Regions from separate parts of the Homo sapiens genome. Here region 2 is linked to region 1. A link is a loop called in an ENCODE intact Hi-C map of the cell type or tissue named here. Cell type or tissue: A673. All regions are shown on one strand. Links, peaks and the distances in the headings refer to the core of each region. The heading gives the core; the rest is flanking DNA. Region 1 overlaps LMCD1-AS1 (LMCD1 antisense RNA 1). Region 2 overlaps LMCD1-AS1 (LMCD1 antisense RNA 1).

The links. Peaks named below come from ENCODE experiments on the same cell type or tissue, not always from the same donor. Only the 100,000 strongest peaks of a DNase experiment are listed, where the experiment ranks them.
Region 2: it touches region 1 in a loop (6-fold over the local background); 1 of 110 quality-filtered maps calls a loop at or near these places.

The regions. Positions count from the first base shown.
Region 1 is chr3:8,414,361-8,419,742 of GRCh38, forward strand. The region is part of intron 3 of LMCD1-AS1 (LMCD1 antisense RNA 1); the gene reads right to left. Among named protein-coding and RNA genes, the nearest start is that of LMCD1-AS1, 85 kb to the right of the region's middle. In A673, for the core only: CTCF peaks have their summits at 3,218 (motif pointing left) and 3,418; DNase peaks (open chromatin) are centred at 2,821 and 3,211; H3K27ac peaks cover 3,333 bases.
Region 2 is chr3:8,255,186-8,260,567 of GRCh38, forward strand. The region is part of intron 3 of LMCD1-AS1 (LMCD1 antisense RNA 1); the gene reads right to left. Among named protein-coding and RNA genes, the nearest start is that of LMCD1-AS1, 240 kb to the right of the region's middle. In A673, for the core only: no CTCF peak of the experiment used is centred there; DNase peaks (open chromatin) are centred at 766, 2,476, 2,976, 4,946 and 1 weaker place; H3K27ac peaks cover 4,871 bases.

The sequences.
Region 1 (5,382 bases), core at 290-5,289:
ATGGCTAAGATAAAATCCAATCCTAGATTTGATTTCAGAAGAGCAACTTTTGGTGCATTCTCTTTTTATTTATATAAAATTTAAGAGCCCAGAGAAAGGTGATTAATTAAATTGTTGGTTTTTGCAAAGTCAGGCTCTCCAGAAACATGCCTTATTATATGCAGGTGATTGGTTTATATGTAGAGATAGCCTCCTAAGCATGGGATTTGAAGGGCCAATTACAATATGACCACAAGCTGACTTCTTTAGTTAATTCCAATTCCTAGTGTTTCTATGAAAGTCTTCATTCAGGTAAATCTACCCATTTTAAGATTGTAACCCCTAATAATGAATAACAAAAATGCTGCTCTAGACGAAGCAATAGAACAATGAGAGGTTCATTTGTATCTCTCCAGACATCCAAAAGTGAACAGCAGACTGAAAATTCTGCCTGTGGTGACATATCAATTAGGGACATAAAGAGCTGCTTATTTAATAGAATCAATTAGGAGTCTCAACATCAAAAGGGCATCAAAAGAAAATAAATAAGTCACCTAGGGAAATACACAAGCACTGTGGATGTAAACTCTGTTTATGTTTTTTCAAGTTTAATTTTATCTTGACTTAGCGCAACCATCATTAAGCAAACATTTTTAAGTTCAATTGCCTCTTGAGTGAAGCCAGCTACCATCATTAGGCAAACATTAGGTTTGGGACATGTGTCAATACAAAAATGATTTGCTGTATTGTTTGCCACACTGATATAGAACAAATTCTGGGCCAGCTTGAGTATATCAGAGTCAGCTTGTTTTATCCTCAACTCACCACTTCCCCAACTCAACTCCAAAGCTCCTGTAGATCAGAGAAAATTTTCCATTCCCAGTGGTTTCTCTCCTTCTCCCCAATGCCTGTTATGACAGAAATGGGGGAGCTTGCTTCCCTTTTCTTCTTTTCCCTTAAGATTCAGTCAGAAGAGAGGGACTCCAACTCCAATTGGTTCAGTGATCTTTCCTTAGGGGACACATTTAACAAATCAAGCTCTCTTTGAGCTAGGTCATGTGTTGACCAATATAAAATTATAATTGTTTCTTGGACTATTTCTAGCTCAAACACCCTCAGTATCTGAACTGTAATCATATGTTGCCTTTTCGCTACTCTTCTAAAATTATCCTAGCACTACTCTGTATGAGAAAATTCATGCACAGAAGCTGACATCTGCTTTGTGTTTTCCATTCCAGTCCCAAGTCACAGATTCACAATGAGGACTTCAGCAATCTCCTGTACACTTACTTTAACATCCATGCTAATGCTCATGGCAAGCAATGGATAGAGTGGATTTTATTCAGGGCAGACCTTCTTAGTTATGGGTGTGAATCCCAAGGAAAACTCTCCAAAACTGTTGGCTGATATTCATGCGGCAAGGAGACCGGATCCAAGATATTAGGTTGTGAAAGTCAAGCCCCAGCCTCTTATGGGAAATTTTTATTAACGTTTTAAGGATCTTTTGCAAATTGAAGATGGCCATAAATTTATTTTAACACTTGTTCCTTCAAGAGAGATTTATTTTTTCAGCCCTTGAAGAAAGAGGACTGGCCTCTTCGACCAGTAAATAGGGCAGAAGTGATGATATGCCAGCCCTGGGCCTGGGCTTTTAGAAGACCGGCAGCTTCTATCTTGGTCTCTTGGAAGCCAACACCCAAGTGAGAACTGCAAAAACTCCAAGACTGTCCTGCTGTGAAAAGCCCAAGCCATGTGAGAAGACTCTGGGGATGTGACACCATGTAGAAAAGAAAGAGACCAAGAAGCATCAGGGTGTCTGACATGTAAAGGAAGACCCATCTTGAAAGCGAATCCTCCAGCCTCAGCTGCCCTCATGAATGCTAAGTGAACCAAAACAAACCACTCAGCTGAGCCTTTCCCAAATTCCTAATGCCAACAAAATTGTCAGCAATATAGGCAGGCTGTTAAAAACTATTGAGTTTGGGAATCATCTGTTATGAAGCTCTAGATGATTGGAGTATGACTGACCATGATTGGCCTATGAGAGGTTCTTTTCTTGCATATGACAAGTTTGATCCCACATCAGGGCCTTTCCATGTGCTTTTCCCTGGGATGCTCTTCTCCTAGGTGTTTTCCTGCCTAGATCCTTCTAATCATTCAGGTTGAGGATCAAACCCCTCTAGCTTGGAAAGGCCTTCTCTGACCACCCTATGTAAAGTGGGTGCATGTGAACACATGCCCTTAAGCCACCCTTTGGAAATTTCATTACTTGTTCATATGTTTACTAGTTGATAATGAAAGGAAATGCAGCTTTGCCTTCTCTATGTGTGGCCTTATTTCAATCACCCAGAACACTGTATGGCACACACAAGATATTCAGGAAATATTTGTTGGCCAAATTCATAGATAAATAATATATTTATCAAACACAAGGGAAAAAAGGAGATATAAGCATAAGTTGCCAGAATATTTGAGGAAACAAAATAGAACTCTGTCTTAGTCTGTTTGTGTTGCTATAAAGGAATATATGAGGCTGGGTAATGTGGAGAAAAAAAGGTTTATTTGGCTCATGATTCTGATGGCTGGAAAGTTCAAGATTGGGCGTCTGCATCTGGTGAGGGCCTCAGGCTGCCTCCACTCATGGCAGAAAGGGAAGGGGAGCTGGTGTGTGCAGAGATCACATGGGCAGAGGGACAGCAAAAGAGAAAGGAGGCGCAAGGCTCTTTTTAACAACCTGCTTTTCAGGGAACCCATAGAACAAGAACTCACTACCATGAGGACAGCTCCTAGCCATCCATGAGGGATCCGCCCCCATGACCAAACCCCTCCCACCAAGCCCCACCTCCAACGCTGGGGATCAAATTTCATCATGAGGGTTGGGAGGAAGAACATTCAAACTATAGCAATCTCCGAGAGGAAAAAGTTATAAATTGTGATAAGATTATGTTGTAATAAAGCAAATAAAAGCTTTTATCCCTCATTTACCTGGTTCTTGAGGTTCTTAAGTTTCCAAACTAAGAATCTAAAGGAATGTTTTAAAATTTTCCTTCCTGATTCTCCAGAGTAAAGACCTCAGACATTAAAATATCATTTACAACAGACATTATTATACAGCAACGCTTCTCGCTTAAATGCAACCCGTTCTTCTCACCTCAGGACTCAAATTTAAAAGGTATACTAAGGTGCTAATTTGTTAAGCTAAAACCCCGAAATCAAAGCTATTACCACAGTGCCACCTTGTGGCTAATGCTGATTCTGCACTTTTTTATTTTTTAGTTTTTTTGAGACAGGGTCTCACTGTCATCCAGGCTGGAGTGCAGTGGCTCAATCATAGCTCATTGCATCCTTGAACTCTGGGTTCAAGCAATCCTCTCACCTCAGCCTCCTGAGTAGCTGGAACTACAGGCACATACACCACACCTGGATAATTTTCTTTTCTGTTTTTGTTTCCTTCTTTTTTTTTTTTTTTTTTTTTGAGACAGAGTTTCGCTCTTGTTACCCAGGCTGGAGTGCAAGCAATCTCGGCTCACCTCAACCTCCACCTCCCAAGTTCAAGTTATTCTCCTGCCTCAGCCTCCCGAGTAGCTGGGATTACAGGCATGTACCACCATGCCTGTCTGATTTTTTTTTTTTTTTTTTTTTTTAGTAGAGATGAGGTTTCTCCATGTTGGTCAGGCTGGTCTTGAACTCCCAGCCTCAGATGATATGCCCGCCTTGGCCTCCCAAAGTGCTGGGATTACAGGCATGAGCCACCATGCCCGGCCTTGTTTTCTTTTTTTATAGATCAGGGTCTCAAACTCCTGGCCTCAAGCAATCCTCTTGCCTCTGCCTCCCAATGTGCTTGGATTATAGGCGTGAGCCACTGCACCGAGCAACATATTTTTCTTTTAAAACCAACTGGGAATGAATATAACTTTATATAACACCAGGTTATATAAAGTGTTTGGTGCGCATGATCTTACGTGAGATGTGGTCATTCTGAGGTCAGTAGTGTCATCCCTATGTTATGGAGATTAGGAGAGAGAAAAGGACTGTGACAAATACTTACTGATACCCAATGTGTGCTGTGTTATGCAAGGGCTTTTGAATAGCTTCTGTCTCTTAATACTTGAAATTATACTGGGATTTTGATACTATCCTCCTTTTTGTACATAAGCACATTTGTGCATGATAATGTTACGTGTCTTGTCATACATCTAGTAAATGAAGATTGGTCCCAGTAATACTGACCCCTGGAGCTGTTTTCAATCTATGGTATAGCATTGCCTCTCCCACAAAGTTAAACTTCTTCACCAAGTTTGACAAGCCTGTCAATTTGAGACAAAACTCAAACCCCAGACTTCTGGCTCTAATGTTCATTCATTCAACAAACACTCACTGAGCTCTGATATGGTTTGGATCTATGTTCCCACCAAATCTCATCTCAAACCGTAATCCCTAATGTTGAAGGTGGGGCCTGGTGGGAGGTAACTGGGTCGTGATGGTGAATTTCACATGAGTGGTTTAGCGTCCCTCCCTCGGAACTGCCCTCATGTTAGTGAGTTCTCACAAGATCTGTTTATTTAAAAGTGTGTGGCACCTCCCCACTCTTTTGCTCCTTCTCCAGCCATGTGATGCGGCTGCTCCCCCTTTGCCTTCCACTATGATTGTGAGTTTCCTGAGGCCTCCCCGGAAGCCAAGCAGATGCCAGCATCGTGCTTCGTGTACAGCCTGAAGAACCACGAACCAATTAAATCTCTTTTCTTTATAAGTTACCCAGTCTCTGGCATTTCTTTATAGCAATGCAAGAATGGACTGATACAAGCTCCTACTGCATGCAGAGACTGTGCTGGACACCAAGGATATGCCAGCAAACTGTCTATCATTATGTTCTTTCTATAGCCTTAGAAAACCAAGTATCACCCATGTCTTTCAAAGTTTGGCCCACATATCAAAATCCAGTAAGCTCTAGGAAATTCTGGATGATGTGTTCATTCATTCACTCATTCATTCAATAGTCATTAAAAACCTGGAAAAAAGCCTACTGTGGGCAAAAGCAGAGGTGGTTCCTGGCATCATGGAAATTATATCCTGGTCGAGGAGAAAGACATTAATCAAGTAATCACAATAAAATGCAAAATTCCCATACGGTCAACACAATACAACTCTCCTAATTAAATGCTCTTATGTACCACACAAAAGCATGTGATTGGGAGAGTTGACCAGTTCAGGAGGTCAGCTCACACGCCCCTGAAGAAGTGATGACGGGCCAATAGGACAAGTAGGAGTTAGGAAGGAAAAGGGGGAAGGAAAGAATTCCAGGCAGAGGGTTCTGAGGTGCAAAGGCCCTGAGACACTTGTGAGAGATGATATGTGTATGATCCTAAAACTAAAATCCTTTCCCAGGGCTTCTGCCTTACATTA
Region 2 (5,382 bases), core at 274-5,273, 160 kb before region 1:
CAGGCATGGGAACACAAAAAGCAGCCCCCTTTGCCTTACTTAGTGAGATCACCTTGAAGCTAGTCTTCACCTGAAACCACATTCTTGTGTAGTATTGTCCCCCTTCTCTGGAGCACAACTCTCCCCGCAGCAACCCAATCAATCTAGTGAGAATTCCTCTTTCAGGTTCTGCCTCCAGCAGGCCTTAATAAGACACCATTCTCCAAAGATTCTCAAGATGGAAAGGGACTGATCCCACCCCAGCTGCAGCACTCAATCAAAGCATTGCCTTCCTCTTAAGCATTGATGAATGGTTCAGGGATGGGCATGGGACCAACGCCAGGCCAATGACAGTCATATCTTGGAGAGGTAGGAACTAGGAAGCTAAGGAAGGAAAGCTCTTTTGGAACTAGTGAAAGTTGTTATTCAGGGCTGGAACTAGGGTGAAGTGAGCAAGACACTGCTCGCATGCAAAATCTAAAGTGGGTTATTTAAAAACTCAGGAATCAAGTAAAAGTTTAACTTTTTAAAAAATAAAAAATAATGCATGAAAATATAATAAACAACACATCAAAGTTTAAAACAAAGATAGGATCTGGATTATGCTGATTTTTCCTTTTGCCTGAGGCTTCAGTAGGCTCAATACGGCACTGCAACTTTGCCACCACTCTGGAGAGTCTGCTGACAATCCAGCCAAGACTGAGGAAAACAGAGCCAAGAGATGTGAAAAGATAAATTCCTGTTGACATACAAACTACCACATGGGATAGTGGTGAGGATTAAATAAGTTAATGCATGCAAAGCCCTTAAACATAGCCTAGCTCAGAGTAAGCCCAAGATAAATGTTGTTATGGTTTCTACTGTTGTCTCTTCTGTTGGAATTAATCTCTGCCTCCTCTGAACAACAACGGCATTATCTCATCACCATGTCTGTTCTCAAGTTCTACTCAGTAACAAGGGAGTATATGGTGCTAGGTAAGTAGGTAGGTTGGTTGGTTGGTAGGTAGGTAGATAGATATAATAGGTAGATAACAGAAAGGTAAGTAAAGGTAGATATAGGTAACATAGATAGAGACAGAGATAGAAAAAATATGGTTATAAAGAGATACCTAAATGTGGGCATGATGGTGGGTACCTATAATCTCAGCTACTCAGAAGGCTGAGACAAGAGAATAGCTTGAACCTGGAAGGCGAAGGTTGAGTGAGCCAAGATCCCGCCATTGCACTCCAGCTTGGGCGACAAGAGAGAAACCTCTGTCTCAAATAAAAAAGAGAGAGAGATAGCTAAATGATAGATAGTCCTATTTTTATTAGTTTCCTATCTCCTTGGGATAGGAATAATTTATTAACTTTCACTTACATTCCTTTTCCAAAAGTCTTAGGACTCAGTCCAATGCTTCTCACACACAAGCTATTATTTGTGTTAGCAGAAGGAAAGAAGATTGACATGAGAAAAGAGCCTGAGAAAACATCTATAAATCATGGGTCTTGTATCTTCTAGGGAGCCTACTGCAAATTATAGTATTAGATGTTGTGATATTTCTTACTGTGCATATTCCGACAGCTAAACTTGAGATTGCATAGTCTTAGCCACAGGAAGTATATCTCTCTTGTTCCTGCACTTATTCAAATCCTGCCAGTCATTGAGAACTGACTCAAGTACTGCCTTTTCATTGGCGATATCCCATTTACACAAGAACCTAGCCTTTGCTGCACCTCCCTTTCTTGCTTCCTGATGATGTATGTCTGGATCCACCATATAGCAATATTTCTCCACTTTGTCAATCCAAATTAGCTGTGTGTCCTTGGGCGAGTGCCCTGTGGACATGTTTCCTCATGTGTTAAAAATAAATGGTTTGGACCTGGTGGTGTCTGAGGTCCTTTCTGGCTAAACTTTTGGCTCTATGTTTCTCTTTTGCTGGCTTCTCACATCTCAGTGTGGGAGGAGACATTTTACCTTCACTGAACTGCTTGGCATCTGTTTATTTTTATCACAACCTTAGTGTTACTCTTTAAAGAAGATTTCTGTTTAAAAACAGTGCTGACTTATGTAGGGGAATAATTCCTTGAACTTAAATCACCTGTTGGCTCCCCAGAGCTCAAAGTGCTTTGCAGGCAATTGTCTCATTAATCATTGTGCCCTTTTCAGGATTAAAAAAAAAAAATCAAGAATAAAAGCTTTCCTCAAAGATTACCTGCTAGTCAGGGTGAGCCCAAAAGAAGGGCAGAACAAAGTCTTTCTGATGTTGTCTGTCTCCATGACTCAAGACACTACCAACCTTGTGAAGTCTGACATGATTGAATCTTGTACCCTGGTCAACGTGTGGAAAGCGATTCTTAGGACAATATGAAACATCAAGTCATGCAAACTTTAGACTAAATTTATCTTTGAAATACAATATGTGAAGATTTTATAATGAGGTGTGTGAAGATCACAAAACAAGCTAGGAATTCAATTCTGTAATCAGAGTGCCTGGGCTGAAAATTCTAAACTGAACCACAGAACAGCTGCAGGCTGTGGAAATTACTTTTCTTCCATAAAGAAGAAAGAAAGAAGGAAGGAAGGAAGGAAGGAAGGAAGGAAGGAAGGAAGGAAGGAAGGAAAAGAAAGAGAGAAAGAGAGAAAGAAAGAAGGAAAGAAAGGAAGGAAAGAAAGAAGGAAAGAAAGAAGGAAGGAAGGAAGGAAAGAAAGAAAGAAAAGAAAGAAAGAGGGAGGGAAGAAAGAGAGAGAGAAAGAAAGAGAGAAAGAAAGAGAAAGGAAGGAAGGAAGGAAGGAAGGAAGGAAGGAAGGAAGGAAGGAAGGAAGGAAGGAAGGAAGGAAGACTTTACTTTTACCACACTGGATTGTTTGTACGATTTAAATGAGAAAGCAGATTAAATTATTTCCTCTCCTCATTTGTTAGAGATTAAAGACTAAGTCTAGATAAACAACATGTCTACTAAGGAGAAGGCATGCTGAGGAGAAGGAAAGTTTTACTTTGTTGGTATTCTTTGGTATTAGCTTTCGCCAAGTATCTAGCATCCTATTAGCTCAGTGATTTCCAACAACAACAAAAAAAACCATTTATTTCTTGCTTGTGTTGCATGCAGACTTGAATTGGCTGTGACTGCTAGGCTCAGCCCCACATGTCTTCTCATACTAGGTCCCAGGTCTAAGGAAAAACCATGGTCTGGAACACTCTGATCTCATGATGCGAGGGCAAAGACAAGAGTAGCAAAGACAAACTACTTAAAGCTTCTGTTCAGATCTATTTCTTTGGCCAGAGAAAGTCACATGGTTGAGCTAAATGTCAATGAGGCAGGATAGCATATTAAGACTACAGAAAAGTCAGTCAAAAATGGAGCAGAAATAAATATTTGTGAATAATGCAACTTGTCATGCCTGCAACAACAAATGATAGCAAGCTTTTTGTGTTAATACGAGAAAATGGAAGTGGCCATATCAAGTAAATGCAGACTTTCCCTTACAGACTCTAGGGTGCCACAGAAAAACTACCGGTAGAATACATAGCTCCTAGCGTAGAGTTGGAGGAAAAAGTCAGAAAACAGGGTTTTTGGAGAAATGTGTTTGTTGCTTTTCGCACTTCAAATTCTAGTTGTAAGAGATATACACTTAAAATAAGTTTTTTTTGCTATTACCTGACTTCATTTAAGTTTATAAGAAAGCATTCAATATCATTTCTGAACAATCACATTCTTACCTTAGTGGCTAACTATGAATTAATATAGATCAAAAGCCAAAACTTAAGTCTAAGAGATATATCCACCTATATAGTCATTATCTCAGGTCTTATTTATTTGCCAGATAATAAGATTTATAACCAGGTTTGGTTATATTTTTAACTTTAGGCATCATTATGTATGAAAGCAATAATAATTTTTCAATGTTGCATTTTCAGTTGAGATACATTTCAGCCTTTTGAACAAACAAAACAAATTAGTTGAACATATTATTGGTTTGTGGGGGACAATGCATAAAAGAATCAGATTTTTATGTTCTTTCGTCCTGAAGAAAAAGTCAACAACCCTTTGCTCATTTAGAGATTTCACCCCTGGGATAACTAATTTCAGTCTACTACAAAATTCAATAGTACATATTTTAAAGGTATTATTCTTTTTTTTTTCTTTTTTTCTTTTTTTTTATTTTATTGAGACGGAGTCTCGCTCTCTCGCCCAGGCTGGAGTGCAGTGGTGCGATCTCGGCTCACTGCAAGCTCCGCCTCCCGAGTTCCCGCCATTCTCCTGCCTCAGCCTCCCGAGTAGCTGGGACTACAGGCACCCACCACCACGCCCAGCTAATTTTTTGTATTTTTAGTAGAGACAGGGTTTCACCGTGTTAGCCAGGATGGTCTCAATCTCCTGACCTAGTGATGAGCCCACCTCGGCCTCCCAAAGTGCTGGGATTACAGGCGTGAGCCACCACACCTGGCCTAAAGGTATTATTCTTGCTTTGATAACTGCAGCTTTACTTTTTATTGTTTAGCATTTTGTCACTAGCGAGAACATAGCTATGGCTTCTGGTTAAAAAACAAACTATTGAGGGGTAATGGAAACTAAATGTTCAATTTCAAATTGACAAATAAATATTGAGCCAATGATGAATTTTAATAACCAGAAACAGGGAAAATGTCTTAGTTGTCTGAGCAAGAAGGGACTCAGAGATACTCAGAGATTCTTCAGGCTCAAACTCCACTTTTTCTTTAAAGCCAAATATCTCTGTCTTGATCACTGTTTGGGAATTGAAGGCAAGATTGATGATATAGGAGGTAATCTGAGGAAAGTACATTGGTTTTTAAAGCCTCAACCCTGAAATAATACAAGCCCAGATGGGGATACTAAAGACCCCCTGTGACATTATCCCATTCTAATCTTTAATCCCAAACAGCCTGAAGTAAAAGCTGTTAGTGCATTAAATTTACTAGGATGAAAGAGATTAGTCTCAAGACCAGAAATAAAGCCTTTTGTTTACTACAGTGGAGCATGAAAGTGTTGTCTCTATTCCTTCCCACATAGAGTTTTGCAGTATCCTGATAACATCTCTTAAACTCATACTGTCATACTGAGGAGCATTTAATTTCCCATTACTTTAACCCTCTTGATATATGATAGTTTTGTGTGTGTGTGTGTGTGTGTGTGTGTGTGTGTAGTCTTGAGGTCTAGTTTTCTGAACTATCTGGCTCTAATACTATCTTTTCATTCACTATTAGCATATTTTTTGTTAAGCCTTTGGAAATAGTTATAATAATATTTTAAAATCCTTTTCTACTATTTCCAACTTCTGGATTATCTCGGAATCAGTCTCCACTGATTGTATGGTGTTTTTTCCTTTCTTTTATCTAGTAGTACAATATACTTTTAAAATTACCATTGTAATCATTTGAAAGTATACAATTCGGTGGCATT